Regions from separate parts of the Mus musculus genome. Here region 1 is linked to region 2. The links are chromatin loops, found by intact Hi-C in ENCODE. Cell type or tissue: heart. All regions are shown on one strand. Each heading gives the region's core, and the rest is flanking DNA. Links, peaks and the distances in the headings are about the cores only. Region 1 has its middle 35 kb from the start of 1700019P21Rik. Region 2 holds the start of Dennd1b (DENN/MADD domain containing 1B).

The links. Peaks named below come from ENCODE experiments on the same cell type or tissue, not always from the same donor. Only the 100,000 strongest peaks of a DNase experiment are listed, where the experiment ranks them.
Region 1: a loop joins it to region 2, with 5 times the contacts of the local background. A loop is called at or near these places in 9 of 42 quality-filtered maps.

The regions. Positions count from the first base shown.
Region 1 is chr1:138,904,338-138,920,319 of GRCm38, forward strand. No RefSeq gene overlaps it. Among named protein-coding and RNA genes, the nearest start is that of 1700019P21Rik, 35 kb to the left of the region's middle. In heart, for the core only: CTCF peaks have their summits at 8,069 and 9,170 (motif pointing right); a DNase peak (open chromatin) is centred at 8,154; H3K27ac peaks cover 1,040 bases.
Region 2 is chr1:138,953,519-138,969,500 of GRCm38, forward strand. Dennd1b (DENN/MADD domain containing 1B) reads left to right here and starts at 10,191. Exons shown (of 22, transcript NM_001166501.1): 1 at 10,191-10,367; 2 at 12,648-12,712. The coding sequence starts at 10,351. In heart, for the core only: a CTCF peak has its summit at 9,720; DNase peaks (open chromatin) are centred at 9,853 and 10,133; H3K4me3 peaks cover 1,945 bases; H3K27ac peaks cover 1,712 bases.

The sequences.
Region 1 (15,982 bases), core at 4,222-12,221, 50 kb before region 2:
GGCTACCTCATGACTCAACCGTAGGGTCTACTTCTGGAAAGCTCTATTAGCCAATATCACCACACTGGGACCAAACTTAGAACATGTGACTTGAACCATACTGAATTCAGATGATAGCAGACTCCACTTCTAGGTAAATCACAGCCATAGGCACCGGGATAAGAGTTCAGTACAGGGCCGGCTTTGAACAAGGAATGAGTCAGCACTTTAATTCCAGTACGCCTTTAATTCCAGCACTTGGAAGGCAGAGGCCAGCCTGGTCTACAGAGTGAGTTCCAGGACAGCCAGGGCTGCATAGAGAAACCCTGTCACAAAAACAAACAAACAAACAAAAAATAAATAAAAAGAGTTCAGTACATCGTTTCAGAGGACATAGTTGAGTCAGAGCAGAGCAGTAGGTAGAGTATTGTGTCTATATCTTAATGGTTATAGATGGCTTTACCCTGTTTCCTTCTCACTTGATTTCACATATGAAATTCCTCTTGCAATTAATCTTTTCTCAGGGTAACCTGAAAGGAATTGCTATGACTCATGATGTTTTCATAGTTAATTCTAGAACAATTAACATTCATGAACTTATTAATGAAATCTAACATAACATATAGTTCAGATATCCTGAATGTACATGTGAACATGTTAATTACCTGGCACTCTAATCTAACTCATGTCCAAACTCTTTCAATTTTGGATCATTAGCTCTCAATGTAGATATTTTTGAAACTCTATCTATCATCTATCTATCTATCTATCTATCTATCTATCTATCTATCTATCTATCTATCTATCTCTCTGTGTGTGTGTGTGTCTGTCTGTCTGTGTGTATAGGTGTGAGATGCTCACAGAATCCAGATGAAGGTATCAAATGTCCTGGAGCTGGAGTTCTAGGTGGTTGTGAGCTGTTTATGGGTGGTGGAAAGAAGTCAGGCTCTCTGGAAGAGCAGCAACTGCTCTTAACTGCTGAGTCATCTCTTACGTGCTTCCTCTAAATATATAAGGTGAACACTTATATATCACAGTTTTGAGCTTCCTTATTTATCCTGGGTTCTAAATGCTTTACAGTTATGTAATTCTAATACAGTATACATATGAGATAGGTATTTTCAGTTTCCTACTAAGGCAGCAGGGACTCAGACACAAGATGATCCAATAGCGTTCCCAGGGTACATTCATTTGCAAGGAATTCCACAGCTGAAACCTTAATGCAAGTATTCTGGTTTCAAAGTCCACAACCTTAAGAACCACATATTGCCTCTATAGTAAATCATTTATCCCAGCGCCTAACCCAGACATCTTTGTACCTTTTTGGCTGTTGCTTATATGGAGTTCATTCAGATATCTCCTAGTACCTATTCATTCATGAGAAATTCTCTTTAATGCTGTCATTGGTCAAAAATAGATGGAATTTGGCACAGAAGCTTATAATTATGGGAACAATGGGTTTGTTTGCTTGTTTGCTTGTTTTTAAAGTTAAGCACAAGGTCTTTAGAAGGTCTTAGAAATTGTTCTCTGTCTCTCACTAGTGTTAACTTCTTTGTGAGTGGCCATTAAGTAGAGTAAATATGTACCATTAGAGTTAATATGTACCAGTAAATATGAATGTGTGTATGCCATGGATAATGTTCAATCACTCTGAAGCATTTGAAAGCGTTTAACCATACTTCAGTGGCCCAAAGATATGTCAAAGCAACATAAATAGGTATTAATATTTTCTATTTTTGTTGCTGAATGGCTGCCTAAACTTAGGAATATATCATCTACTTATAGAAAGTCTACTTATAGACTGTATAAGTAGGCTGTTCTGAGCATTCCACACACCCAAGCACGTTCACATTCACAAAAGCAAGGCATGCTACACTTTAGGGATGATATCTTTGATGGATGAATCCGGTAACTCTGACTTTCACCGAGTGCCAAACTGTAAATCACTGGAAGGGAAAGTTAAGGGGACGTGGTCATCATGCCACTCGGGCTGCTGGGAAGACTAAGGGTTTTTTTGTTCAAGTAGGTATGAGGGGTTAAATCTGGCTCATGGCACTAGATAATGGTTGTCCACTATCGGAGGACAGGGTGAGGGAATCTGGGAGGAGGGTAAATCAAAAGTGTCTGGCACCATTGAGGAGCAGGCTGTGGGAAGCCCCAGGCTCCCTCCTGATAACTTATCTGTATTCTGTAGTGAGGCTGGATCATGCAGCTGAAATATAGCCAGGGTATATTTTTACATGTGTGGCATTGCAGAGATATTTATAGCAAATAAAATAGCTTAAGCAGATCTATGTAGAAAGCAATGACATTGGTAGAAAAAACAAATCTTAATCCATTTAGATTTCATCAGTGTTTACTTGGTTTTTGTTTACTTTAAAGAATTAGTATGTAGTGCATTGGTGGTTTTGCTTGCGTGCCTATGTGAGGGTGTTGGTATCTGGAGTTAAAGTCAGTTTATAAGCTGCCATGTGCATGCTGAGAATTGAACCTGGGTCCTCTGGAAGAGCAGTCAGGACTCTTAACCACTGAGCTATCTCTCCAGTCCATTCCTTTTTTTCTTAAACAAACAAACAAACAAACAAACAGCAGCAGCAAGAGCTTTCCAGGAATCTTTACACATATAAGAGGAAAGCAACGATCTTATCCCCACGCCACCCTGCCTCTGCGCATCCTTAGAATATTTATAAGGAAATCTTGTCCATTCTTTCCCATTGCCTAAACATCTATAAGAGACAAGGATTATTTAGAAAATATATCCACAATATCATGTCACCTAAACCATTTCATAGCAGTTCCCTAATGTGCTCAAAAGCGTCCGTCAGTGTTAGATCCCCCCAACCCCGCTTTCTATTTTTTTGTAATTTCTAAGTTTGTTTATCATCAGAAAGAAAATGTTAAACAACCCTTTTAACTCAATCTAAGGAGTCCTTGTGCCCATCTCTGTTTATCTTCCTTGGAACTCACTTGTTGAAGAAACTCACTCTAAGTTTAGAAGTCACCACCATGAGACCTGAATTTAGACATTGGCATGGTTATACATTCCCCTTTTATCTGTAGGAATATTGTACAGATAGGATGCACACCTCTCTCGGGGGAGCATTGTCTTCACTTGTATTTCCTGACTATTGCTCAGATCACATGTTCATGTGCTCTTTTGTTCTCCTATCTTTATTAAATAAATAAAACATTATAGTTACAGCTAAAGTCCATCTCACTCTTTCCCTCCCTAGAGCAAAAGACAGTGCTGTCTGTGTGTTTCATGCTTTTTACACTTTAACTAAATATGCATATTTTTCTAAAGTGGATCCAAAATATGTATGTGCATATTACATTTTTACATATTTGTTGTTATGCTTATTTGCAATTTTCATTTGAGGCTGATCTCTGTTGTTGTATGAAGGCCTAATTGACATGGCCCTATTTGAAGATTATCGACTTTGTCCTTATGGATAATTCTGTCATTTTTTGAGTTTCCTTAATATAAATAGCACTGTGGAGCAGATTCTCATGTCCAAGACCTTGTGCATGTGTCCTGAAGTTACTCTGTTATAACAGGCAATGGTCCAGGTTACAGTGTTGGACTAGAGTTGCCCATGCCAGCTCTATTGGCATTTTTTCCCCTTCATTAAAAACATGTATGTGTCTATGTATATCTGAAGAAGTCTGTGCCATGTGTGTTCAGATGTCCACAAAAGCCAAAGGAAGATATCAAATCTCCTGGAGCTGGTGTTAATGGAGATTTGTGAGCCACCTGATGTAGGTGCTGGCAAAGAAACAGGTCCTCTGCCGGAGAGATAAGCACTCTCAACCACTGAGCTGTCTCTTGAGTTCCCTGTATTTCTAAAATCTCTAAAAAGTTAGTGATTTGGCTATTAAACCCAAGAGCTATTAAAATTGTATAATAGGAACATATGATTAAGTGAATTGTATTGAAACAAAGGTAATACTCAAAGCTAATCTCTTACTAATTATTTTACTGAGTGCATGAGAATTATCTATGCCTGAGGCTATTAGCAGTTATGATAGCAGTCTAAGGAAATACTCTATACTGTGTGTGACTATGTTTCTTGTCCCACCTCTTCCCCAGGTGACATTGCATTGTCTACTTGCAATCACCTGTGTTAGAGTATTTTCACAATATAGTGTCATGAATCAGAGCTGAATTTATCACTTTGCTCACCAACTAGACATTAAAAAAATGAGATCCAAATCATAATGCACACAAATAGTGTATTGTGTGTGCAATCCTTAAATAGCACAAAAATTAAGGGATTTTCCTTCCAGCCCTCCAAATCTATTATCCCACAACACCTCCAAAGTCTCATTAGACGGCTACATTCAAATTCTTCAGGAAGCGATGGATGATTTAGTGAATGACAGAGAAATTTAAAGCTCTAATTCAAGAATACTTCACTCAAAAACATATTTATGGTGGAAAAATTATTTTGTTTTGAAAGAAAATACAGGAGATTATCTTTGTAGCTCATAAGGAAGCCCCACTCGGAACCATTTTTCAGAAACAGTCTCATTTGTCAGATGTAAAGTGTGTAGATGGATGGCTGTGTCCAGCTATTACCTTCGTCTGACCCATCTCTTGTTCATGCTGTCGCTGGGAAGGGGTTCCCCAGACGATGACTGAACAAAGAACTAGTCAATGTTCAAGCTATTTCGACCTAATGTAAGATGCCCTGGAAGACATTTTTGATTCTGGAATCCATGCAAGGGGCAGAAATCTTATCAGTTCTGCATTCAGATCTAATAACCTCCCCCACTCATTCTTCCTCATTTTATACATATCATACCCGCATATGACCCAACTTTATCTCAGAGTCTGTTCTCTGGGAAAGCCACTTAGCACAGTCTTTAGAACAAGGAGTTAGGGGAGGTTTTACCCTTTCATAGTTTAAAGTTTTATTCTGAGACTCTTTTGGCTTTGTGTTGGAATTACTGATTTTTATCACAGTTAAGACTCGTATACAATTCTACTGTTTGAAATCTCGAAGAATGATTTTGGGCTCTTGGGCATGTGCCAACATGCCTGACCAAAAGTACATTTACTTAGGATGCTATTGTTGTCATGGCTGCGAGCTTGAGCATCAAGCCTTCTCCTAAGCAAATGTTTGCCTGATTACTGTTGGTCAGCACTGCCTTCAAACAGCAGGCGGTTAATGATTGTTTCAAATTGTCCCTCTTCTTCATCTTACAAAGAAGAATCAGGGCTGGAGACACTTATCAGGAATGCTGTGGCCAATTGACTGTGTTCCATCTTAAATTGGTGTGGTGGGACGAGTGTGTGTGTGTGTGTGTGTGTTCCAGCTTTACTCAGTAGTATTACCATTGCATCTAAATAATTGCTGTTTAGCTGTACTTAGGAAATATATTTATATTATTTTTGTAACAAAGAGTCTTGCCCACATTGCTTCAAAATAGCACAAAGGAGTGCCTGCTGCATGGGAGGGGGAATGTCTTCCAGCACTTGGCTAGTATCTAATACTCTCCAGTGGACACCAACTATATCCCTGTTGGCTGGAGGCAGCACATACATGCTGCAGCTATAAATAGAAAGGTTGTGCAAATATGCATGGGTGTCGCCCTTCTACCACACACGTTCCTATTCTGTGATCTTTTCTTGATCTCAGATAATTGGCCTTTTCCACCCTGTAGTGCCAAGAAGATGAGAGCCATATGTTCACCAATTGGACTAGGAATGCACACCCTAGCATTTCTTGGAAATAAAATAAGGCACAATTTCTTTAAAAAGCCATTTAGAGATTGATATTGAATGAAGAACAAGTAGGAACGAAAAGGAAATAGTTATATTGTAAAACTTTAAAGTTAGCTGATTCCAAACCTCTTATGACACAGAGCAAGCAGCATTTATCTGATGAGGCATGGTGCTAGACTAGACTCCGTGGCAGGAATGATTTAGATTCTGGCATTGCAAAGGTCTTAGTTCTCTGTGTAAAATTTAACACCCCCAAATCGCCTAGATGTGAATGAGAAAGACACTGTGCCCATCCCGGTCAGCCTTCAAGCAAAGCTAATCAGAAGATGTGCTCAGGCAAGGAGAGAGCCCAGCTCCTTGTCTACCCGGTCAGGGCCACACTCTCGGAATTTAGTTTCCCCCAAAGAATAAAGATTTCTCTTTGTTTTCCTTGTGCCTATCAAACATCTGGTCGCAGTGCTTCTCCCAATTCAGTTTATTCTGTAGGGTCTGAGAACCAGAAAAAGAAAAGGAGAAACTTTTCTCATGATTACCCAGAGCAAATGAAGTAAAATGTATAACTGGAATTAAAAAGGAAAAATCTACCAAACTAAAGAGATGGGAAACGCAGTTTATGTTCAGGTTGGTTTAGAGTTTAAAACAGAGATGCCTGGGAGCAGGCCATTATAATAATATATAATGGTAACATTCCACCAACAGCTTAGTTTCACTGTGTTTAGATGAATCACTTATGTCAAGATATTGGGGGAAAAGAAAAAAATCCATGTAAAGACATACATTCCCAGTAGCTTTCTGCCGTGCTTGTGGCAACAAAAACAATATTGTCACACCCTCAGGCCTTGAAACATCTGACCCAGCGAAGGACTGGCTATACTTCAAATGTTGCTTCCCACAGCCTCTAGTTCCAAGTCTGTGGATGTGCTACAGAGGATTATTTTGTCATCCTTCATGTAGCAAAACTAGTATATTTAATCAACCTTTAAGACATTTTCCTTTATTCTTTGTTACCTGAAAATAGAATACATTTTATCTTAATAGCCCATTGTTAATTAGCTAGTATTTCTTTCATTAAAAAAATAAAAATAAAATAATGGCCCATTTTAAAGTAAAAGAAATAAAATAACACAACAATGATATCCATATCAATTTCATTTTTAAGACCTTCTTTGCACTAGCCACAGTATTAATTACTTTATAATTAGTATATTTTTTGCAAGGTTGGGAGCCAGTATCTCCCTCGATAGCATAGGCTTGCCCTGAATTCATGGTCCTTTTAAGAGCCACACACAGGCTCTCAAGTACTGGAATTGTAAATACCACCTGCCACCAACCCTAGTTTTGGAACTATCATCACATCTAAAGAGATAAGAAAGTAATAATATACAGGTATTGGCCTTGTTTTGTATACTAAAGAACAGGTATCAAGTGAGTTAATATATATGGGATATATGTTAGCTATAGACAGGTCTATATCTAGATATAGATATATCCAAGTTAGATATAGATAGACCTGCCAGATCTGTCTGAATACAGACTGCACCCTTCCACCAAGTTATCATGCTTCCTGCTGCATCTTGTCCACAGTTAAGGACAGCACAACAACAATGGTAAAATCATTACAGCAGCAAGCATTTATATGCCATTCATGTGAATGAAACTGCATATGTGTGCATATGCTTGCATACTCATTTGATAGAACCAATTAATGAATAGGAACACCACTGCCACTATTTCACAGAAGAGGAAGGGGAGTCCCAGAAGCATTCTTCAAGTGGCAGAGCCAGCACTGAGTCAGGCAGACTGTTTAGGTTTGCCCACAAGGATATCAGCAAGAAGTACCAAGAGCCTCTCTTCCCAACATGAGCACCCAACTCAGTCTCCACAAACATTCATTAATCTATTTCAGGAAACAAGTTAATTCAAATTCCAGTTGATTATCTCCCTACGACTTCTCCTGAGTCCCACAGGCTTCTCCCAGAACATAGTTTTGTAAGCTTCAAAGTAAAGGTATATATAATTATTTCTTTGGGGGCATTTTATTGGGAGGTCAGGACTGAGCCACATAAAACAAATTAAATTGTAGGGCACAGAGGGAAGAAGTATACCAACACGTTTAGCACTTAGCATGAGCCAGGCAGTTTGTTTATGTGTGTATATTCTCTCAGCACCTACAGCTTTCTATCGTTTTCATTGTACAGAGGATGGTGAGAGTAGGTGGGACTTAGAGAGACACAAATAAGATGACATCATTGGTAGAGCATGTCTGTGTGATTACCTAAGCTGACACACCAGAAAAATGTTCAAAATGAATTCTCGGCACAGGAAGAAAGAGAAACCTTTGCTGTGTTCTCTAAGGACAGAGAGGGCGCACTAGGAAGCTGTCGAAACTACGTGAGGAAAAGCCTGACAGCATTGCCACATTGAGGAGGACATGGACGCTAACGGAGCCAAGGTGTTTCACAAGAGTGAGAAATGGGTCTGGCTTCCATCTCTGTTTATCCCCCTGGGTGCTAGGAGACATTGTGGAGAGTTTTCAGTCGGAAGTCATTGTGTGACTTGGTGAGACCTGACTCTGAAGGACAATATCATAATCAGTAAAAGGAAATTATTGTTTACTGAGCACCAAAGAGCACATCTATTAAAACTAACGATGAGATTAATGGAAAGTCTACAGTTAAAATTCAGAATTTGGCAAATGATATAGAAAGTTTGGCCAATTTTTTTTTCCCACAAATCTGCTGCACTTAAAAAAAAATAGTTAAAGATCTTCAAAAATAATGTCCAGGCAATTGAAAAAGCCAGCATGTGATTTACAATATGCCATTGAATTTGAAGCGCTTTGCGAGAGCGTTTACTTGTAGCTCATGAAGACAATGATTTAAAGCATGGTCTGGAGCCACCAGCGTGGGCAGGAGTGGAAAAGGTTACTGCAAAACAGCCTGTCTTCCCTTGCGTAGAAAAAAACCAGAAGCAGGGAGTATATCTGTAGTCAGTGTGTCTAAATGGCTATATCACCCTAAAAAATGTGGGTCAACACTGGGCTTTAAGAGTCAAGAGGAATTCCTCCTCCTTCCCCCTCCCTCTGTCCCCTCAGGACCTGTGAGCCCCTCCTTGGTGATCAGGGTGGGAGATAAAACAGCGAGGAGCTGGAACTGAGATTTGGAACGGAGTACTCTGAAATCGCTACACCAGCTGGAGCAGAGAGTCCAAAAAAACAAAACATAAATTTCTTGGAAAATGACCCTGTCTTTTGGCAATTATTACCATGAATGAAAATAACTCAAAATCCGAAGTGTAGCGTGTCTTCCCTCGCGTTCCTTGGAGCTGCGTTCTACTCTCGTGTTTTCTGTCATGATTGTAGCTGACAGACTTTGAAGGACACATACTATAAGACAATATCAAATTTTATTTAGTCCGATGATTTTTTTAAAGATTTATTTGTTTTATTTATATGAGGACACTGTAGCTGTCTTCAGACACACCAGAAGAGGGTGTCAGATCCCATTACCAATGGCTGCTGGAAATCGAACTCATGACCTCTGGAAGAGCAGTCAGTGCTCTTAACTGCTGAGCCATCTCTCCAGCCCCTAATTTGAAGATTTTTTCTTTTGTGTTGTACTTACCTGGCAGGGGAGTTTTCATGGCCACAAAGATAAGGGTTTCCCAGAATTCGATGGAACTCTTGCCTGCAGAATGTGCCGACCTCTGACCTGTGTCCAAATATAGGAAACTCCATGGAACAGTTTTGGATCATGTATTCACACTTGTTTCTGTTATTAAAAAATGTTATAAATTTATTTCTGTGGGATAATTCCAAAGTGATAAATATATTTAAATTTTACTAATATATACACTTTGAACATTTCTATATTTCTACATAAAATATAATAATTTAGTATTATGAGTGATAAACCCCTGTGATTAGGACCTCATAGTGGAACTGAAGGAAACAGTAGAAGGACTTACTGCTTTTTGCCAACTATTTGAGGGGGGGAGTCATATGTAGTATAAGGAGCGTGAATAATAAATTCTAGCTTATTCATGGTAAACATACCATGAACAACGAGGGTCTTTCTCTGAACAGATAAGGTTCATCTTTGTAGCATCATAGATGCTTTGAGTTTGGGAAGCCAGACAGACTAAAAAGAAAATTGTTTTACCTGTTTTGTACCAAAGAACGTTGCCCCCCCCCTCTGCCCCTGTTGTTCTTTCTTACACTCTCTCAGTGTTTGCAAATTTAGCAGTGAATATGAGCATGACATTATATTTCACTAACTCCCTCTTGAAGTTGGAATTCTAGTCTCAGCTTTGCTGTTTAACAATATGGTCTTGAGCATCCTTGACCCCTGGGATTCAGTTTTTGCTATGCTTTTTATTTTTCTCCACCCATGTATTTCAACATATTTACTATATGTCTTCTCTTATGCCTAACCCTGTATTAGACACGGGGGTGGGGTGTAGAAAAATGAACACTTTACGTAAAAACTCAAGCCTTGGCAAGCTCAAAAACCTCTGAGAGGATATAGACAAATCATTGTAATGATAATTAGATGGTTATGGTTTTTTGCATTTGTTTGTTTGTTTGTTTGTTTGTTTTTGAGACAGGGTTTCTCTGGTAGTCCTGAAACACATTCTTCTGTAGAACATGCTGGCCTCAAACTAAGAGATGTGCCTGCCTCTGCCTCCAGAGTACTGGAATTAAAAACATGCATCACCACCATGTGGCTGATGTTATAGGTTTTTGTTTGTTTGGTTTTTTTGAGTGGCAGGAAGGAATATAGTAGTACATAGGCTGACATGTAACAATAGATTCTAAAGTTTTCTGTATGAATTCTAAATTCCAAAGTGTGTCTGCCACATAGTGGGCCTAATAAACTGTGTCTGAGTTGCAAACTGTGTCATTTGAATAAGAGTAAAACTATTAAGGAACCAGAGTTTCCTAGGTTTTGTTTTATGCCACCTACTTGTCAGGAAACAGAAAACAATCTTCTTGTTGGTGGGTCGAAAGAAAAGGGAAGAATTTGCCTTATCTTGGGAATAGAAAAAATATTTCAGGAACTGAAATTTAATATGTCTCTTTGACATGCATAAACCTTAAAGAGTTCATATAAGCAATTTGGAGAATTTTGTTTGTTTGTTTGTTTGTTTGTTTGTTGTTTTCCACACTGCTTTGGTGTCTTATTCAAAAGTTCATTCTGCCAGGCGTGGTGGTGCACGCCTTTAATCCCAGCACTCTGGAGGCAGAGGCAGAGGCAGGCGTATTTCTGAGTTCGAGGCCAGCCTGGTCTACAGAGTGAGTTCCAGGACAGCCAGGGCTAAACAGAGAAACCCTGTCTCGAAAAAACAAACAAACAAACAAACAAAGTTAATCCTTTGATGAGTACCTTTATCTTATGTTCAGAAAGAGGCTTAGAACGCAGGCGAATGGCTTAGAACGCAGGCGAATGGCTGCTTAACATTGAGCAAGGGATTTAGATTGAAGGAATTCAATTCCGTTTTACACAACTCATCACCTTTATTTAAAAACATCAGTTCCTTCTTCTTATTAACTCATACATAACTACTTGTCTTCCAGTTTGTTGAAGCAGTAAGTCAGACAACACTTGCCACAGTAATGTCTGTCAAAGTGGCTTCCCGTGAAAACTCCAGCACCACATTTATCAGAAGGACACGCTCAACAAAGGCGGCTAACATTCTGTTTTCATTCCCCTTACAGTATTTCAGCCCAGCCAAACTTCTTAAACTTCTTCCTCTTATGCTTATTTTTGGGAGTGATGTAAGATTTCTTTTTCTTAGCACCAACTTGAAGTCTCAACACAAGATGATGGGTGGACTCCTTTTGAACAAAGTATGGCCATCTTCCAGCTGCTTGTCAGCAAAGATCAGCCTCTACTGAGGAGGAGGAATTTCTGCCTTATCCTTTACATTTTCTACAGTATCCTAGGGATCAACCTCAATCATGATGGTCTTCCCCGTAAGGGTCTTCACAAACATGTGCGTCTTGATGGTTTCACCCCCAGATGGAGAATCAGAAAGGCACTCATCACGTTTTTATCTGGTAAAAGGATAAAAATGAAAAGAGGGAGGTAGAGAGCAGGATCCCTGGTTAAGATCACTTACTTCTCTTGTAACCCAGGTCCGATTCCCAGCACCCAGTTTGAGCCACACAACCATAGATAACTCCAGTTCCGGAGACTCTAAGGGCCATTGCAGTATCTGGGATACTGCAAGCATGTGACACACACAGATGCATGTGGGCAAAGCACTCTTACATACAATAAAAATAAGGGGTTTTTGTTGTTGTTGTTGTTTTATTTTTGTTGGTTTTTTTTCCAAAATGGAAGAAATCTGGCCTCATAAGTTTAAGGAACTTTGTTGTAAGACAATTTATGAAGCAGGATGACTATTTTGTTTCAAGCTAATCTAACATGGAATATTTCAAATCTCAAAGGCAGCCCCGGAAGCTATAGGCTTGCTCAGCTGATGAGGCTCACGTCTGCAGGGAAACACTGCTTCTGTTGATGCTCAGTAGCATTAACTGCTTCAGTAGCACTGTCTTTGCCATCCAAGGTAGTTTGTGTTACTGTGGCTCTGTAAGATCAAGAAGTAAATGCCAAGTAACAACAGAAGTGACATCCTTGGGAAAACGTTATTACTTGGAAATAGAGCCAGAAATAATTGGCCTGACTTGTGGGATTGAATCTGAAGGGACAATGTTGTGATAAGAAAAATAGTGAGATGGAGAGAGAGACAGAGAGAGAGGGAGAGAGAGAGAGAGAGAGAGAGAGAGAGAGAGAGAGAGAGAGAGAACAAAGAAATAAAGCCATCCAAAATAAATAGGTAAAGGAGCCTGAAAAAGTGAGGTTCAAAAGAATTTTTTTTTCATACTGATACAGAGTAGCTAAGAATATTTACCGAGATTTCAAGGAAAACACCATCTCTGGGAAAGTTTTTCTTTGATCGTTTGACCGCTTTTGAATAAAATTCCCCAAACACCAGTACCTCAAAAGTTCAGAAGATCAAAACCTGACAGGGATCAAAACTTGAATCAATACTCAAAGAAAAGTTTACAGAAAGAGGACTGGGTCAAAACAAAGAATACAAAATGCACAATCACTAGTTTAAGATTCTAGCTTTCCATTCTTGACTAGCAGTAGGTTTTTTCAGAGCCGTGACAGGGACAGGACAGACTTTGCTCTGTGTTTCATGTTACCAGGCTCATGAAAACTGGACTGGGTGTATATCCCTCTTGCCCACTTCACTTAGTACCTGAAGCCAGTACAGGTCAGCTCTGCTACATCCTATGAGAGGAGAGACTTTTCTATGTGCCCAAGATCATATCTATTACTGTTTAGCCTGGAGAGAAGGTGTTAGTGCTTGCTGATGGTGTTACAGTCAGAAGGCCGAATGAGGTGACACATGCTGTTGAGGCGACACATTCCATTGCAGTTAAATACTGGAGCCTAATTGTCTTAATTTTTATCATACCATTGTGAGTTGTTTATTTGATTTCAGGCAAATTGCATGTGTTCCTCTTTCTCATTTTCCTCATCTGCATATAAAATGATATTTAATGTCTACCTGATAGGTCATAGATATTAATACATATACACAGCCATTACAATTATGGGATTACAGCAGTTGTAGTGATCTGCACTGGGCCTAGACAGTGCAGGAAAAATAATAATCAGCCATTGATGCAGTAGGATTTCAAGAGGACATAGCCTTGTTGGTGAAGTTTGGCCACTGAGGGATGCTATGGGGGAATCATTATCATCAGTTGTGAACCCCCTAATGAGTCTACCAGACTCTAATGGACAACTCCACATGTTTGGTTAAACAGACGGCTCTGGTTAAACTAGTGGATCAGAAAACAAAGACATGGTCATGGCTCCAGAGAGGAACTTACAAGGGGAAAGCTCTATACGAGTGTATGAACTACCTAAAGTTAAATAAGAAAAAGAAAAGGTGACTGAAAGACTGCTAAACAAAGCAAAGGTAACGATTGCTTGGCAAAACCTCCTGCTAACTGTGAAAATATCAATATTGCAGTTGTTAGTGTACAGAATCAAATGGGAGCACCTACTTTCTAGTTTTATTTGCTAATACCTTCCAAGCCCTTAGACTTTCCATAATGCCACATTGAAGATGCATCTCTAATTATAGTTCTACTTGTGACAGGTGTGAAACTGCAATAGCTAATTTGCTTATTTCTCTTGATACAATGCATGTGATTTGAACACAGAAAAATAGTGTTAAAAGCCTTTAACAATAACTTTTGGCATTTCGACAACCCGAGAGAAGTTTCTATTTGTATTCATTTATAGTTTAAGAAAAATGAGAGAATTACTTTTTAAATGATGCATTCTCTTTGGGGTCGTGTGTGTGTGTGTGTGTGTGTGTGTGTGTGTGTGTGTGTGTGTGTGTTAGATAAGGGCTATACTTTTTTAAAGGAGTTGAGAATGAAGTTCAGCTGTAGAGCCCTTGACTAGGGTTGATTACTAACACCACAAATAATGGATCACAAAAAGCAAGGAAACGTGTTCTTCCCCTAGAGCAGAGGTTCCCAATCTTCTTAATGCTGCGACCCTTTAATACAGTTCCTCATGTTGTGGTGACCCCCAACCATACAATTATTTTCTTTGCTAGTTCATAGCTGTAAGTTTGCTACTGTTGTGAATCATGATGTAAATATCTGTGTTTTCTGATGGTTGTCGGTGACCCCCATAAAAGGGTCAGTCAATCCCCAAAGGGTCACAACCCACAGCTTGAGTACCAGTTCTCTAGAGCATCTAGCATGATTTTATTAACCATGAATTTTGGTCCCTAAGATATTTTTTTTTTTTAGACATCTAGCCTTGAACTCTAAGGTAGTGAGTTTGCATGGCAGTAAAAGTCATGGGGCATGTTGGTAACATGGCCCAATGGCCATAAAAAAAAACAAATACAACATTAATGTGAGATTTATTTATTTATTTAAAGTCATGGGGGCATGTTGGTAACATGGTCCAATGGCCATAAAAAAACAAATACAACATTAATGTGAGATTTATTTATTTATTTTGGTTTTTCAAGACAGGGTTTCACTTTGTAGCCCTGACTGTCCTGGAACTCACTCTGTAGACCAGGTTGACCTTGAACTCAGAAATCCATCTGCCTCTGCCTCCCAAGTGCTGGGATTAAAGGCATGTGCCACTACTGCTCAGCTAGATCAATGTGAGCTTTAAAATTCCGTTCTTTTAATATACATGTTTATTTCTTAATAAAATCTCAACCTTTTTCTAGTACAGTTTTACTTTTAAATCAAAGATGCATTTACATTTTTCTGTGCAATATTAAGACCAGAGGTCAATTTCAACTAAGAACTTCTGTGAGATGTTTTACAAGCACAACATTTATTTCAGTGACAGCATAGCTTTTTTTAAGCTTTTTTCTTTCCAACAAACATATGTTTCCATTTCCTCTTTTTATTTACGCTGAATACATGTTGTAATTGTGTTTCTTTATTGCTGTGATAAAACATTGACCAAAAACAACTTAAGGGAAGAAAAGATTTATTCCATATTACAGCTTACAGTCTATCACTGAGGGGAGCGAGAGCAGGAACTCAAGGTGGAAACTTAAAAAGTAAGAACTGAAGCGGGTGCTGAGGAGAAAACCTGCTTAAACTGGCTCGTACCCCATGGTTTGTTCAGCCTGCTTTCTTATATAATCCAGGACCACGGGCCATGGGTGTCACCACCCACAGTGGGCTGGGCTCTCCCACATCAATCTTGTTGAAGAAAAAGCCCCCACGCCCTTGCCTACAGGCCAATCTGAGATTTGAGATTCCCTCTTCCCAGACAGCCCTAGTTTCTGCCTAGTAGACAAGGAGCTAACCAGCACAGTGCCTATACTTTAAAACAAAAGAAAAAAATAATGTGTCTAGCTTGATTTGTATTCTGAATTTGTTAGGGAATCGCTAAAGGGAGATCCCAGACTCAAATAGTGTGCAAAGGCAAAGAGCGTTTATTCTGCAGAAATAGCCAGCATACAGAAGTCAACCCAAAATAGCAACAACTCGAGGAGCTCACAGGTCCTCTTCTTATAGGGATGAGGAGAATTTTCCAGAAGGGTTAGGTAACCTCTGTGGGTAGAAGCAAAGCAGTGGCATTAGTACAGTTTTGATTGGTTGCTATGTGAGTTTCATTATCTTTAGTGAAACCTTGAAGAATGTTGTAGACCAGCTCAGTTCAGGCCTTGTTATCTCCTCCAGCTAGGTGTCCCAGGAGCTGA
Region 2 (15,982 bases), core at 4,755-12,754:
TTAAAAAAGAAAGCCTGTCACATTTTTCTTATTGTTAACAGCTCATGGTATACTGTTAGGAGCTATACAAGACAGATATACATTGTGTCAGACTAGCTCGGTTTGAGTAAGTTTCTTACCATTCAGTCCATCCAAGCCTAATTGGCATGGTCAGTGGGTAGAATTGCTGGCAGATTCCCCCCATGCAGGTTTCTATGGTATCAAGATCAACAGGTGGGCCTGGCAACTGAATCCACTAGAGTCAACCTCAGGCTAGACTTGTGAAGCCAGTCTGAAACCTTGGTCTACTGGAGGAACCTCATGTCTTAGTCCCCAGGGGATAGGCAGGCACTAGGATTGGCCAGCAGGCCAGAAAGCTGGGTCTACTAGACCAGTCTTGGAACCTGAATGCTCTAGGGCTATTCTGATGGTATGGTGAGTCCAAAGGATGAGATGTAATTTTGGCTCCTAAGGGAGCAAGCTTGGAAGCAAGGTCTTCAGGGCTCTTCCTCGAGCATTAGTCATAGCAAGTAGAGGATGTGGACAGTGCCTGGAATGTAGGCCTTCTGATGTAAGCTTTGACTCTGGGTCCACCAGAGTCCATGGGGACTAGCCTAGAGCCTCTTTCACCAGAGACCAGCTGGGAGTCTAGAATCCCCTTAGTGTATCCTGTGCCCATTGGAACTGGAGCAGGAGTGGTTGTGTAGTATTAGGAGAGGGTCTCTGGGGGCTTCACTAGAGCCCGGGATCATGGATGTAGTCATTGGCCTGAACTGATGTATGGAGTCGTAGCAATTGACCTGTTAGTGGGAAGGCCTGAAGTCTGTGTTCATGGGTGTTGGCCTGTTGCTTGACACTAGGTGTGGTAAACCTGGCATTAGAGTAGAGCTGACGCCCATTGCTGTACGGACTGACTTGGGTTTGGGTGGATCTGGAACCTGGGGCAGGCCTTCATCTGTATTAGGTGGCAAAACCCGAGGCAGTGGGAGCTGACCAAACCCTGGGTGGACACAGAGGCTCTTCCTCAAATGTTAGTCATAGCCTGTAGATCGCATGTGGACCGTGCCACCAGATGGGCATGAGACCAGTGAGGCGGAAGCATGCTCAGACCTCGGGGATCTCAGAGATTTGAGTTTAGTCATTGGGGTGGTTCTAGAGCTGTGTCTGGGGTTGTGGTGGCTGGCTTATGGCTGTGGCTTTCCTGGAACCCAGGGCAGCAGCAACCTGACTGGTGCTGGGGTGCGCATGGGGCTTAGATCGACAAGGCAGCTGACTCCTTGGTGCCGAGTGGCACCAAGTTCACTGGGACAATCTGGGTGCAGGAGAGAGCTTCAGTGTTAGCTTACTTGGTTATTCTTCACGGAGAAGGCTTTCATCTCTCCACCATGCTCTGTGGGCTAAAGGTGGGTGAGACACAGGTCCTGGGATAGCTCTTTTCTTTCTTTTGTGGCTCAGCCATATGCCATAGTCTCTCTTCTTAGTTGCCATGAGGTCACTTATGTGCAGGAGTAGTTAGTTGTTCACACTGATGCTTAAGTGAAGAGAGAAGTCGTGGAGACCCATGCTCTGGCACCTTGCAGACATCACTATCTTCTTCTTTTTTCAACCCCCTGCATTCTGGCAGAGTAGGAGAGGAGTAAACAGGCCTTAAATAGACCAAGGAAAGCTCATTCCTTGACTTACAATGGTTTGATACATGACTTTTGATTTGACTGTGGTATGAAGTGACAACGCTTTCAGTAGAAACCACGTGTCAACATTTGAATACTGACAGTTTCCTGGCTAGCCGTTGGTGGTACAATATTCTCTTCCGACACCCAACAGTAGCAGCAAGCTGCAGCTTCAGTCAGCCACACAGTCACAAGCATAAAACTAACCAGTTCTGTGACCCGTGTTGCTAAGCTGGGATGGCAGACATACCAGGTGAATTAAAGACCTTTAAAACTTAAAGCATTATTATTATTATTTATTATTTATCATTATTATTATTAGATTGAGAGACCGGCTGCATGTTTGAGTCCAGCCTTAGATATATAATGAGTTCTAGGCTAGCCTGGGCTACATACTGAGGTCCTGTCTCAAACACCACTAACAACTGCCCCACTCCCAAAATCCACAGAACAACAAAAAGGGGAAGGAACACTCCCCCACACACACTTCCCTCTTTCAAGGTGACTTGTCATCTACACATACCTTAGTGCTTGGTGGCATTAATATTGTGTTTGTGCGCTTACCCTCGCACTTGATGCTGTGATTGCCAAACAGAGCAGTCGGTGCTCTTGGTCCAAGTGGCTTCTGTCCTATTAATTAATCAGCACCTTCCAGTGCCTGACTGGACAGCCAGGGGCAAAGTGAGCCAGTCAAGGCTGGGCTGTAATCATCTCTGCACCTTCTTTCTTACAGGAACTGCTTGCAGCAGACAGTACTCATTATGTGGTGGGTCTTTTCTGCTCTCATGCTCGCAAAAACATGTAATGTTCAATTTCAGGTATTTCGTTGGAGCATGTTCGTAATCCTATAGACATTTTCCTGGTCTCTCACCATTTGTAAAAGCCTTTCACAGTCTGGACTCCTCTCACCTCTGGTACTGTATCATATATCACTTCCAGCCACCTTGGCTTCACTTCAATATGCCAGCCTTCCTTGAGCCGCCTCGAACAGGCATACCTGTTCTCTTTGTCAGGGAGCCTCATCCTGCATCTCTTCATGTAGTTGCCAGTCATCTTATCCTTCAAATGGCAGTTCAAATGACAGCACATAAGAGATGTTTCCTCATCTATTGCAGCCAAAGTAGCCTGCTACAAAGGTTCACTGGTCTGCTTTAGCACGTGTCACTGTAAGGCGACTCATTATGTATATGTTTACGTGTTTCTTGTTGGTCTCTGATTCCTAGATTATAAACCCCCTTGAGGTAGATCTCTAGGGACAAAAATGGCAATAGTTTAGAGTCACAGTCCTGCTCTTTCTCATTAGGTGATCCCCCACCACCATCTTATAGAGCATCAACAAGGCTGTCATCAGATGACAATGAAACCAGTCAGTCTGGCAGGGATGAACACATCCTAAGGAGACAGTTGTGATCCACTCAGGCAAACAGACTATAGGAAGCATGGGCCTCTAGAAAGGAGATCTCCATAAGAATCTCCTGCTGGGAGAAGAAAGGCCAAAAGCCTTGGGGCATTCAGAAGAGGAATTTGTTCCAGAGAGGAGGAACTTGTCTTCAGGAAAAAATTTACAATTTGTCTGAATAACTTGCAGGAGAGACTCACCTGGCAAGAGAGACTAGGAAATGAGACAAGGGTGGACTGGGGACCACACCTTGGACAGATTGCATAGTTATGCATAGCTCTTGCTTTCTATTTAAACACCACCCTCCTGTCACAACTGGAGTTAACCTTGTGTGTATATGGATTGCTGATCTCTTTGTCTCTCTTTCCAAAGTTTGAATAAATCTCACCTTTCCTGCTTTTCACTATTAATTTGCCTCCTTCAGTTGACTTATAGATGACAGGTAGCTAAATGACATCTTGGGGCACAGACTGTGACCCCATGTTCTATAATATCAGCATCAGTCTCTTGGACTTCCCACTTCCAGAACCATTTTCAAAATCAACCTCCATTATACATTACCCAGCATGGAGTGTTTAGTCAAGGCGACAGAAAGCAGTGGGAGCCAGGACTCATGCAGTCATCTGGAAGAGGTAAAAGAATTCAGAAGCTAGCTCACAATAAAAGGAGGAATGTCCTTGGGGACTTTGTTCACTCATGCATGGGAGGGAAAGGACAACTGCATAGAATAACCCACACCAGAAGAGGCAACAAGGAACCAAAGCAGAAAGCAAACCACGTAAACAGCTCCAGTTTAGCTTAAGGGTTAGTGACTGTGCCTGTCAGTCAACTCAGATTCACTTCCTGGCACCCATTACCAGTAGCACATACACTCTCAAAACAAGAAAAAATGCCGGGTGTGGTGGCGCATGCCTTTAATTCCAGTACTCAGGAGACAGAGGCAGGTGGATTTCTGAATTTGAGGCCAGCCTGGTCTACAAAGTGAGTTCCAGGACAGCCAGGGCTATACAGAGAAACTCTGTCTCAAAAAACAAAACAAAACAAAACAAAACACAAGAAAAAACATCCACTTATGCATAATTTCCCTAATATATAATTTTAGTGTAATTGTTAAAATTTATATGTTGAATAGTTTTATACCAAGAATGTATATTAAATAAATATAGAGGGATAATCATAATGCTTATTTTTAATTTTTAAGAGTGTCCATGAATGTTTTTTAATTTTTCCTTTTTATTTTTGAGAACCAGAAATCTTTGAGTTTCTAAGTAAAGTTTTTCCTAAACAATCAGTGTTTCAGTCAAGCAGTGGTGGCTCATACCTTTAATCCCAGCACTTGGGAGGCAGAGGCAGGCGGTGAGTTCGAGGCCAACCTGGTCTACAGAGTGAGTTCTAGGACAGCCAGGGCTACACAGAGAAACCCTGTCTCAAAACAAACAAACAAACAAACAAACAAACAAACACCAAAAAACCAAAAACTAAAAACCAAAAGACACTCCCAAAAAAAACCAATCAGTGTTTCTACAGATTAATAAAATTTCTTTTGACTTTAGCTTTAATTTTGTAATATGAGGATGGAGTAGAAACAGTAACAGATTAATCTCTCTCTCTCTCTCCAACCCCTTTCTTCCCCCACCCCCACCCCCCAGTCAAGGGTTTTGTTCTGTAGACTTGGCTGTCTACCCTGGAGCTCACTCTGTAGACCAGGCTGACCTTAAACTCACAAAGATCTGCCCACCTCTGCCTCGCTCTCCTAAAGGCTGGGATTAAAGGAGTGTAAAGTCAGGTGCCACCAGTGCCCAGCCCTCTTTTAGTTTCTTATATAAGGCTTTCTAAATCCTACCTAAGCATTGAGTATTGTTTATTGTCTCCATTTAAAAACTACCAGATGCCATCAAGTAGCAAATGCTAGAGGTTCACTTGAAGCTTGGTTTTGTTTTGAATGAGCTAATGTCCCAGCCAGAGAGAAGGCACGTTCTTTATGAAGAAAATGGGTTTCAGAAATGGTTCTGTGGTATAATGTGGACTAATTTCTCTTTCTGGGTGCCTCTGGTAGATGGGGAAGTACACTCTTCCATACAGTCAATCTTAGGAATAAAATGTCCCCGGAGAGAGAGAGCTTCCTTTATGGAGCCTGCTTTACCCACCATCTACACCTCACAGGCCTGTGGAGGGACCAACTAATACAATGGTCACAAAGAACTTGGCAATGATAAAGGCAGATGTGAGAAAGCCTGTGCTCCTGGTGTACGACATGATATGGTGACTCAAATATCAAGACAAAACATGCACCTCTTTGCTTTCACAGATTAGAAGGGGTTTACCAGTTGGCTTGCTTGAGAAGACCACTAGATTTAAAGCTTTACTTCCCATCCTACTATTAGGGCTTGGCACAGACATCCAGGCACGCATTACTTCAGGATTAATACCTGCTTATTCAAAGAAGAAGTACAACATGTTTGTGTTGGAAATCAGAGGTAATGAGTGAATGAATCACGTAGCAATCAATGGCTTGATTTATGCCACCACAGAATAGGGATTAGCAGTGCTTATTGGGTAGATGCCTTGAGTGACTGCATTGAGGACACAGGGTAATTACTGTGCTCAGCACACACTGGGGTGCCTGTTCCTGATACCTAACTCTTTCCATGAAGGAAGTGAAGGAAAGACTCGGGAAGTACCCAGGTAGCAGGCTGAAAGTGCCATTTGTCCTCACCAATGCAAGAACACTGTTGTCACCTGAAGATGACAGGTGACGATCAGGCTGAGTCATGGATTCTAAAGCTTCCTTCCCATTCTAGCCACGCCCAGCTGTCCCTGTTGTCATCTCAAGAAGACGGCAAGAAAACCACTCCATGGTGAAGAGAGAATGGAGAAAGGTGTGTGAGACAGTATCTTTCACAAAGAAAATAAATGTAAGCCACATGGAATTAAGATCTTGGGCAGTTTCTTCTGCCTTCCCACAGAAGGGTACAGCAGTTTTCTCACTCTCCCAGACACCAGACACCAGTAAGGAGGTGAGGCGATGCCCATATTTTTGGCACCCAAGAGAACCCCTGGTTTTAATTTTTATCTTGTCTGATTTGAGGTAGAAAGAAATGAGGGAGGGAGGGAGCCATCAAACCTGTTGGGATTGTCAGTCTCTTTGGTCTTCAAGGAACCTTGTGCCATAGAGTTATGTTTTTGCCCTGGTGTTTATTTGACTGAGTTCTAATGGCTGGCATGCTGCATCTTCCTGCACCCCTGCACCTGTTGTGTACGGTTATACCTGTCATGTTTATCTAGTGACTGATTGCATTTTAGGAAAGCAAAACCTGGCAAGTGGATATGTTCTTTGGAATGTCCTTTTAAATCAGGATTAAGGTTGTTTATAGAGGTTGCTGATTTTGTTGGATCACCAGTATCGTATTAGTCAGTCTTTTCTGAGTCCTTCCAGTTAATTCTAATGACCTTGCTCTTTGAATGTGATTACTCACTCTACTGAAGCATTCAGTGGGTGTGAGCAGGGCTGTCACACAATGATGATGTTTTATTTATGTGAAGTATCTTGTGGGTGGGGTCAGGCGCTTGCTTCCCATGCAGTGTGTAGGGTTACACAAACATTGTATGCTTCTCGAAGTTCAAGAGAGACTTTACAGAGTCCCTGAAGAAAATTCAAGCCCTCTGATTATAATCTCCTGGTCCTGCTCTCCTGCCAATAATCTCTGCTCTGCATTTCAAGGGCTGTTTGAGGTTTTCCAATGTCTGGCAGGCTGAGGAATGGAGATAAGTGTGAACTAGCAGAAGCTGGTCAGAGGTAAGATAATTTATTTTACAACTTGGGATACATTGCTTGGAGAAGAGGAAAGAAAGATGTTTCGTCACATGGGTTTTTGATAATATTTTTATTAAGTGCTTAATAGCAAAATTAATATAATTCATCATTTGAGATTGATAACTATTTGCTTATGTTAAGAGGAAGCCACGTAGAGTTAGATTCTGGGGCATGGCCGATTGGAATGTGGCAGTGGCAGCTACAGTAGAGGAGCAGGGTGCCTCAAAAACTGGATTCTAAGTTAGTTATTTGAAACCTTAAACTTCGAGATAAACTGATAAGCCCAGACAGAGCCCAGGTGTGTTTAGTTAATGAACAGGGAGTCCACCACTTCCCAGCTATAGGTTAGAGTAGAAGGAGGTCAGAAATGATAACATGAAAAATACCAAGTTTTTAAAAATCTGGGAAGGAACACAGAAAAGAAAAAAGATGAATGGGAAGCACATTTAACAGCAAAAATAAATACAATTTATCAACAGATATAACGGATACTTATTCTAAGAGCCCAGATGCTTGGGCTGCATTAGATCTAAAACATTAGTGCTGGAATTATTTTCTAAATACCTTTGAGAGTCTGTGTGCCTCTTTCTTCTTCCCAGAGGGAAGGGGCTGCGAAGGGGCACTCCTGTATACTAATAACATGTCACTTCGAAGGCACACGTGCTTATCTCTGTGGTTATCCATACTTTGAGAAACAGAGGAGCTGGTTCACAAGACCAACCATGCTTGCACCAGACTTGGGTTCTCCCACATCTCCAACAGGTAATGACATCAGCCAGAGACCATTTGGGTGTAGCTTGAGGAAAATGGGCACAATCAGGTATTGAAGAAAAAGCTCAAACATAATGGTTTAGAAAGTTTCTATGTAAAAAGATCAAAAGAGCTACACTACTACTAGGAAACCACTATTAAAACAAAACAAAACAAGACCCGAAACCAACCAACCAAAAAAATGACAGAAGTGTAGGTTGAAATAGGTAGGCCTATGGACATGTTAGTGTATCTTAATTCACCTTCTCTCCCACTATTAAATTGTGTCAAAGCTGAAACCAACTTAGTAATAGACATCACCACATTCATCATCAAGGTCATATTCTTAGATTACTACAGTCATGAGCTGAAGAATATATTTTACTTTTTTTCTCCTCTTCTTGTGCTGGGGATCAAACCAGAACCTTGTAGGTGGTGGGCAACTACTCTGCCACTAATCTATAGTCCTGTTATGTGCTCCTTGCCAATACTATTATAGTATCTGGTTCTTGAATTACTATGGTTCTAAAAATGTTATTGTCAAGTAGGAAATATTACTGCTGAAATATGATCTTGGGAAAATGTGACAACCAATTTGATTATTTGCCTTCTATAAACTTCTCTATTAGTAATGTTGTTTTCTATGAAGCGAAAATTACCAAAATTATATCACTGGTTTCAATAAACATAGGTTTACTTCAATAAACATGACAGGTTTATTCCAACTTCTATCTGCACTAATTTTCGATAAACTATGTATATAAATCATACCTGCCTGTGTTTATTTATTAAGATCAATAATATCTAACTCTTTATTGTAGTTGGCCTCAAATGTGATTGATACAGAGTAAATATATGGGACATTTTGTCTTCATACTTAGTATAGCTTGAATAAGTAACAATCTTAACTTTATAGAGTAACTGTCATTTTATATAATTCCAACAACGGACATTGAAAACATTTGTTACTATTTTCTCACCCCAAACTAAGAATTCATGGCACAGTCACCCTAGACAGGATTGTTTACTTTGGAGAAGAATTAATTATAATGAAAGAAGAAACTCTCACATTTCAGGAACTCTTGGGGCAGAAGTCGTTTTTAGTTACAGAATTTATTTCAAGTCTTTCTAGTAAGCTAACTTGTTAGTTAGGCAGCAAAAATCTTTATATGGGAAAACCATATAAACATGGTATAGTTGGCCTAATTGTGAAACTGAAATTCACTGATTTCTCCAAATATCTCACAAGAAGCATTGCAATTTTAAACTTGAACAGCACAGTCCTCATGTGACAGGCGAATCATAATTCCCATTTTACAAATGTAGGAAGCGAGAAACTGAAGTTAATATCCCACGCCAAGACAAGCTGTGACAAAAACAGTATGCTCTGACATTTTGTTTTGTTTTTCAACCACATTGGGAGCTCATTTTTTTTTTTTTTTTTTTAAAGTAAGAGGTTTGTGGCTGTGGACTATATCTTTCTATCTTGATGGAGCAACACCGTTTTTTTTTTTTTTTTTTTTTTTTTTTAGCAGGAAAGTATAAGATCAAATCTAGTCTTTATTTTCCAAGGCTCCGTGTCTGACTTTTATGTGTCGTGACTCATACCACATTCATACCATGTTGGTTTCCTCATTCTCGTACTTTCTGTGTGGATGGATACAGTCTGAAGTAACCCTTACTGCATGACAGTCACTCTAGCCTTGTCAAGGGGGAATGCTAGCTGGGAGAAAGCCTTCTCCAGTCCCTAAGGAGTCTGTGTGACTCTCCAGCCCTGGACAATGTTTTCAACGTCTACCATAAATCTTTCTAAATGTCTTCTTAGTAGATCCTGCATCTGAGACAGCAGCAGACGAGGCAGTAAGAAGCCACAGTAAGAATCAGCAGCAGCTGAGCTTGGTTAGATTCCAACTTTGCCACTGCCTACTGCTTCCTTATCTCAGATCCAGTCTCTTGCTCTGGATTAAGGTACCTACCTATAGCTCAGGTGTTGAAAACACCAAGCCAGTGTTTGTCACTGCTTACAGAAACACATCAGGTTCCACCTCCTCCATCCTTCGTGGTGCCCTCTCAGCTCCCCTAGAACGACACTCTAGGGGGCCTGCTACTGTGTGTTCAAAAGTTAAGTCCCTGGCTGTGCGTCCGGTGTCTGCGGCAGGAATGTGTTTCCCATATGTGCCGGCAACTGGAGCCTGTCCTTGAGCAGTTTGGCAGAGCTGGTTAGCAGGTGCATGAAGTCTGAACATTCCTGAATCAGGAGGGGGCGGCTCTGGGTTTCCGAGAGAGCACTACCGGGGCCACGGGCAGGAGTGAGGCGGAAGTCAGAGCATCCACTCGAGCTCCCAATTTGCAATGAATGGGAGTCGTGATGTGGGAACCCCGGGGCAGAAGTGCTTTCCCAGGCCGGGGATCGCAGGAGCCGGTGCCCAGGACAGCAGGAGGGCAGGTCCTGCCCGGAGCCCGCGCGGCCAGGTGCAGCCGCCGGGCGCGTCCCCGTGCGCCCCCTCCCCCTCCCGCCGACTTCCTGGTTCGCGGAAGGTGGCGAAGCCGCCGCCGGCCGGGTCGCGGGAACCGAGAGGCGGGGGCAGGGGCAGGGGCGGGGGCGGCGTCGCCGCGGTGCTGTCCCCGCGAGGCCGCGGAGGGCGCCGTGGGCCAGCCGCCGCTCGGAGCAGCGCGTCCCGGACGGCGTGCGGGCGTGCGGGCGCGGGGCGACGGCAGCCCCGCAGCGACATGTGACCATGGACCGCAGGACCAGGTGAGCGGCGGCGGGGCCAGGCCTCCGCGGCCCCGGGTGCGGCCTGCCCGGTACGGCCCGCTGCGCGGAGGTCGGCGCTAGGCCGCAAAGCCTGCCCGGCCGGCGACCGGTCTTCCCCGGGCCGGGTCGGCCGTGCGCCGCGGCGGGCGGGCGGGCGGGCGGACGGGCGGGCGGCTCTGCGAGCGGTGGTTAGGGAACCGCTCCCCCGGCGTTAGGATCGCCGTGGTTCCCTTTAGGGTGATTTTTCAGGGTGGCCAGGGTTGCTTTCTGATGCTTTCCCTTCGTTTAAAATGAAAGCGGTGTTTGTTTGTGCAGCCGCTGAGTGTGTGTGCTGCTTGCAGAGTGGTATATGCACTAAGGTGGCTCTTCACCATTGGCCATTTTACTTGTAGGGAGTAGGTAAAAAGCAATTTGAATAACGGTGGCGGCTCTGCTTGGAGGTGTCTTAGAGATGGGTATTTGCAGCTTTTTCTCTGGAAACTTTACTTTGGGAAGAAATCTCGTCTTCTTTGACCGCCCCCTCCTCTTCCGTTCTACCTCACTGTGTGTTAGAGCCACAGTGAAAGGCCCTGTAGATTGCAGAGAAGTATTACCGAGTCAGGATTTATTTACCTAAGACAAATTCTAAATATCTTATGAAGATAGAAATGTTACACATTTTAGAATATTTCCTTTAATATTTGACACCATAGAGGACAGGGTGATTAAAAAAAAACACACAACTTACTCTTTGGACAATTTATTGTACTATGAGGGAATTAAAAAAAAAGATAGCTGGAGCCCGGTTTATGCTCATGAAACAAGTTAATAGCGGGTGGGATGAGGAAGTGGAGAAGTGGATATTTATAAATTAATTTGTATGGGTTGTCTTTCCCTCCAGTTCTAAAGAATGTCATGTTATATATATATATATATATATATATATATATATATATATATATATATATATATATTTAAAATCAATGTTTGTTTAGAAGTGAGAGATAGCATTAATATCTTAAAGAAATTATGTATTAAACAAGCCAATGTACAAAGGCACTAGTCTTAACAGGGTAATTGAAATATACACCATCACTTTTGTGCATTGTGATGTCTTTTCCTTTAACAGTCCCCTGCCTCTCCCTCCCATTATGGTCAAACCCAAGGCTTCAAGCACTCTAGGGCAGATACTGTGCACTGGTGAGCTACATCCCCAGACTTAATCTTATACCTTCTGATGGAAAGAAACTCTACAATACCAAATTTTTGTTTGCTTTGAGTATCTCACTATATTTCAGTCTGCCTTTTGAAATGTACCAAATAAATGGGCTAAGCATGTAGTATAAGAAATTAGGAAGAAAAAAAAAAAAAAAAAACAAACCCAAACTAGTACTTGTGAAGGAACTGAAACAAACTTTCTGTTCTGTGTGTGTGTGTGTGTGTGTGTGTGGGGGGGGGGATTTAATGAGGAGGCCAATGTCCAAATTCCTTAAAAATAGTTGATATTAAGAAAATAATTTTTGTTAGGTTTTGTTACCTTGGAGTGTGTGAACAGCTCTCTACTTTGAGCATGTTCAAGTACAATAAAGATTTCAGGAAAGCCTGTGTACAATATCCTATCTATGGAGAGCGTGTCTGTGAGTCTGGAATCAGGTTTTTATCCTCTGGAGAAAACTGGCCAGCCTATGTTAGATCTGTGACAGTGTGAGAGGATGCTTAAGGGTGTACTGGCTTTCCATTTTTGATTCAGGAGGGTGAAAATACTACTCTACAGTGTTCTTTCCCACATTGATTTGCTGGTACTCTGAGATGGGCAGGGTGCATTATAGGTGAGAAAGCATTCTGACAGCTGACACACTTTGCCCCCTGATCCAGAACTCCAAAGTCTGAGCTATAACTCTTATCAAACTGATAAAACATTTTCATGTCTATTTTTGCTACCAAGTCGGGAATATCATAGAGTATGCTGAGACAGGAATAAGACTAGATTTAGAGTGGTGGTGTCCTCGGGAGGCAGAGGCAGGCAGGCAGAGGCAGGCAGATCTCTGAGTTTGAGGCTAGCTTGGTCTACAGAGTGAGTTCTAGGACAACAAAGGCAACACAGAGAAGCCCTGTCCCAAATAACAAGAAAAAAAAAGTCAGTAAATTATAGGGATGGAGTTTTCAACATGGAAAGGCTTTGGGCTTAATTCTTAGCACCACAAAAGCCCACATGTATAGGAATATCCTTGTATAGAAGCTTTATAGATAATGGCTATTTTTCTGTGCAAAGTAAATATAACAAGATTCTCTTTATTTTAGGGAAAATCCAGAAAGAACTTTTGACTTGGTATTGAAAGTGAAGTGTCATGCCTCTGAAAATGAAGGTATGTGTGTTTCTTTACTCCCAACGTAATCGAGTGTGTCCAGACAAGTGTTCCTACTGTGTTCTGCCGGAGCATGATAGTGTCAGGAACCTGATAGCTCCAGGTGTCTATTCCACTATCTCAAATTGCTAGTGGTAAAAGAGAGCTAGGCCTTTGCTTTGGGGTTGTAGAAATCACGGATGCTATCTGTGCAGCTTGGATTTCAACCTGCAGCTCAGTTTTGTTCCCCGTTGACAAAACTGCCCTTGTTCTTGGTGGGAAGGGATGCTTTTGCCATTTTCTTTCATCTGTATTTGAAAAGTCAGCACCATTAAACAGAAAATAACACAAATTCTCCTGCTAGTACCAAAGGCACCTTCAGCAGTCCCTCCTGATGTTTCTGGAGTGAAGTGTGTAGGCTGAGTAGCCTCTTGGGTAGGGTTTATTCTAGTTGCACAGCACTTGGGGAGGTAAACATGGGTGGCATAACTTGGAAGGTTTTCATGGTCAGACCTATACACTCTTATGGAAAAACAAATATTTACTTTTTAAAGTATTGTGACTTCTGTCCATCTTCCATCACTTTTGCTATAACATCTGTATGTTTGGGAGTGGCGTATCAGTCACAGACAAAGGGGCATCTCGTTTTTGCTTATCTTGTGCATGGTATGTCTTCATGGCTGTGTGTAGTACAGGGCTCATTAGCAGGATACTTAGCCCCAAATGGCAAGGCCAGTAAGTGTGGGGTTTTCTGGAAACCAGTTAGCCATCCTGAAGCCTGGGAGGAAAGTTTCTGACATTCTTAGTCCGAAGTCAGCAATTATATACTCTTAAGTAATTTGGCTCCGCACACCTTAAAATAGAGGAGCCCAGCCCAACCCAGCTGTGGTGAAATAGGCATGCCTAATTTTAGGTAGGAAATCACACGCATTCTTGGCTCCAGAATGCTCGTGTGCTTCATTTCTGGTCTGCTGGAACTACAGCTCTGCTCAGGTTTGCAGGCTAACAAGAACTCCTAAGGTTCTCCTCAATTAGAGAAATCATCTTCATTGCTCTCTAGGTCATTTGTTCCCATGTGTTCTCCCCAGGCACAGCCATATCCTCTGTGCAGTTTGGGAATGTTCCAGCGAACACACACACTTGTGTATTAGTTTTTCAAACCCTACTTAAATTTATAGTGTATTGATGGTATGAGTTAGCCTTAAAAGAACTACCATGATATTAACCTCAGGTGTGTGGAGCAATGCTCATCAGATATGTTATACAACAGGAAAGGTTCTTTTGGGAAGCATCGGCACTTTATCATTGTGTGTGTTCTTCAGGTCTTATAAAAGCAGTCTTATAAAAGTATGAAACTGCTTCCTATAACAGCTGGTTTGCGCATGTGTTAGAGAGTCCGAGACCTTCGTGTAATGGCTCTGTGGTTTTGTCCTTGCTTCCTCCCTTCGCTCCTTCTGCTTTTTATGACTGGTTATTCCAGTGTACAGCTGTTACTAACTTCTTTTATTGCCATCTCGCCTTGTGGCTGCTGTAAAGTCAGTGCTTTCCAGGGACGTCTTCATTTGTATTTTAGCAGTTTATATGGTCTGGCAAAGTGGGACATATCATAAATGGACAAGGTAAACAATTTCAGCCCCTCCTCAAGCTGGTCAGTCCATTCTTTGTGCCTGTGATTTGTGAACACAGTAGTGTCTATGTTCCTGTGTGTGAGTGAGTGCTAGCACATGCTTGCCATAGTGTCTGTGTAGAGGTCAGAAGAGAATTTCAAGTGTTGGCCCTTACCTTCTACCTTGTTTGTGATGGGGTCTCTGTTGTTCCCAGCTCCTGTGTATACCACCAGGCTAGCTGCCCTTGGCTTCTGGGGTGGGCTTGGGGAGGTTGTCTGTCTCCACCTCCTGTTTCCTCCTGGAGCTGGGATTACGGATGCCTACTACCTCACTGAACTTGAGTTATGGGAATCTGAACTTAGGTCTTTACATACGGGAGGCAAGCTCTTTACCCACTGATCCATCTTTGTAGCTCAGAGAATTGTCAGGACTACCTCCAATCAACCCCTCCCCATCCCCCAACTGGGACATTGTTAGAGACTGAACTTAATACCACATGCACATTCTATGAAACTTGGAACCACCGAGCTGGAGCTTCAGCTCCTCATCCATTGTACAGCAGCTTCTAAAGACTTAGAACTTCTTTTCTTCTTTTTTTCTGATACTGTTTCTCACTATCTTGACTACTGTAGGTCAGGCTGGCCTCAAACTTGGGATCTTTGTACTTTAGTTTCCTGAGTGTTAGGATTGGGGTGTGCCACTACACCTGGCTTAAAGACTTCCTTTAAAGCTATTTTCAACCACATCAAAAACATTACCTTTTCCTCCTTCACTGATGCTTTAAATCTTATAAATATAATGAATATTTTAGGTTCTATGAAGCTATAATCTTTTATGTCCTAAAAAGTCATGGTATTCATAACTAAGTGGGCTCTATAGACGTATAACTTTATGCTAGATTGAGAGATTGATGTGTCTATAATCTCTTATTAATTACCTTTTTTATTGGTAAACATATAAAGGGAAATATGTGGAAATTCTTTGAAAAGTATTAGCATATTTCTTTTTTAACTGTCAATACTTGTCTGTTTTATCAAGACACTGGGTTGTATTTTGGCTTGTTTGGAAGTTTGTTTCATCATTATGATCCACTTGGAGACTAAGCCATGTAAATTAGGCGTTTGACAGTCTGCATAAGAGGGATGCCATTGGGTGAATCATTAGCTCTTATTATGAAATTACAGTCCTATCATCTGAAGGGTTAGATACCTTGTGGTGTCTAGATGGCTATCAGCAGACCTTGGAAGGGGAGAAGGAGGGGGCCGTGGCTTTTTTTTTTTTTTTTTTTTGAGACAGGGTTTTTCTGTGTAGCCCTGGCTGTCCTGGAACTCACTTTGTAGACCAGGCTGGCCTTGAACTCAGAAATCCGCCTGCCTCTGCCTCCCAAGTGCTGGGTTTAAAGGTGTGCGCCACCACCGCCCGGCTGGGGCCTTGGCTTTTATGACTCTTTCTTTAGAGCCAGAAATTTTCTTTGCTAAAATCCGTCAGAAACTGTCTTGTTGAACCTCAGTGGCCAGAGTTGTCATGGCTATGACCATTACTTAGGAGGACATCATTGACCCTGTAGGGATGGAGGGCTGTGGTCAGGGTCATTGTGATTGGCCTGCTAAGTAATTTGCAAGGAGTAGATACTAGGAGACTAGCCGAAGTATTCTTTGTAAAGGGTCGTTGAGAGCACCACTTT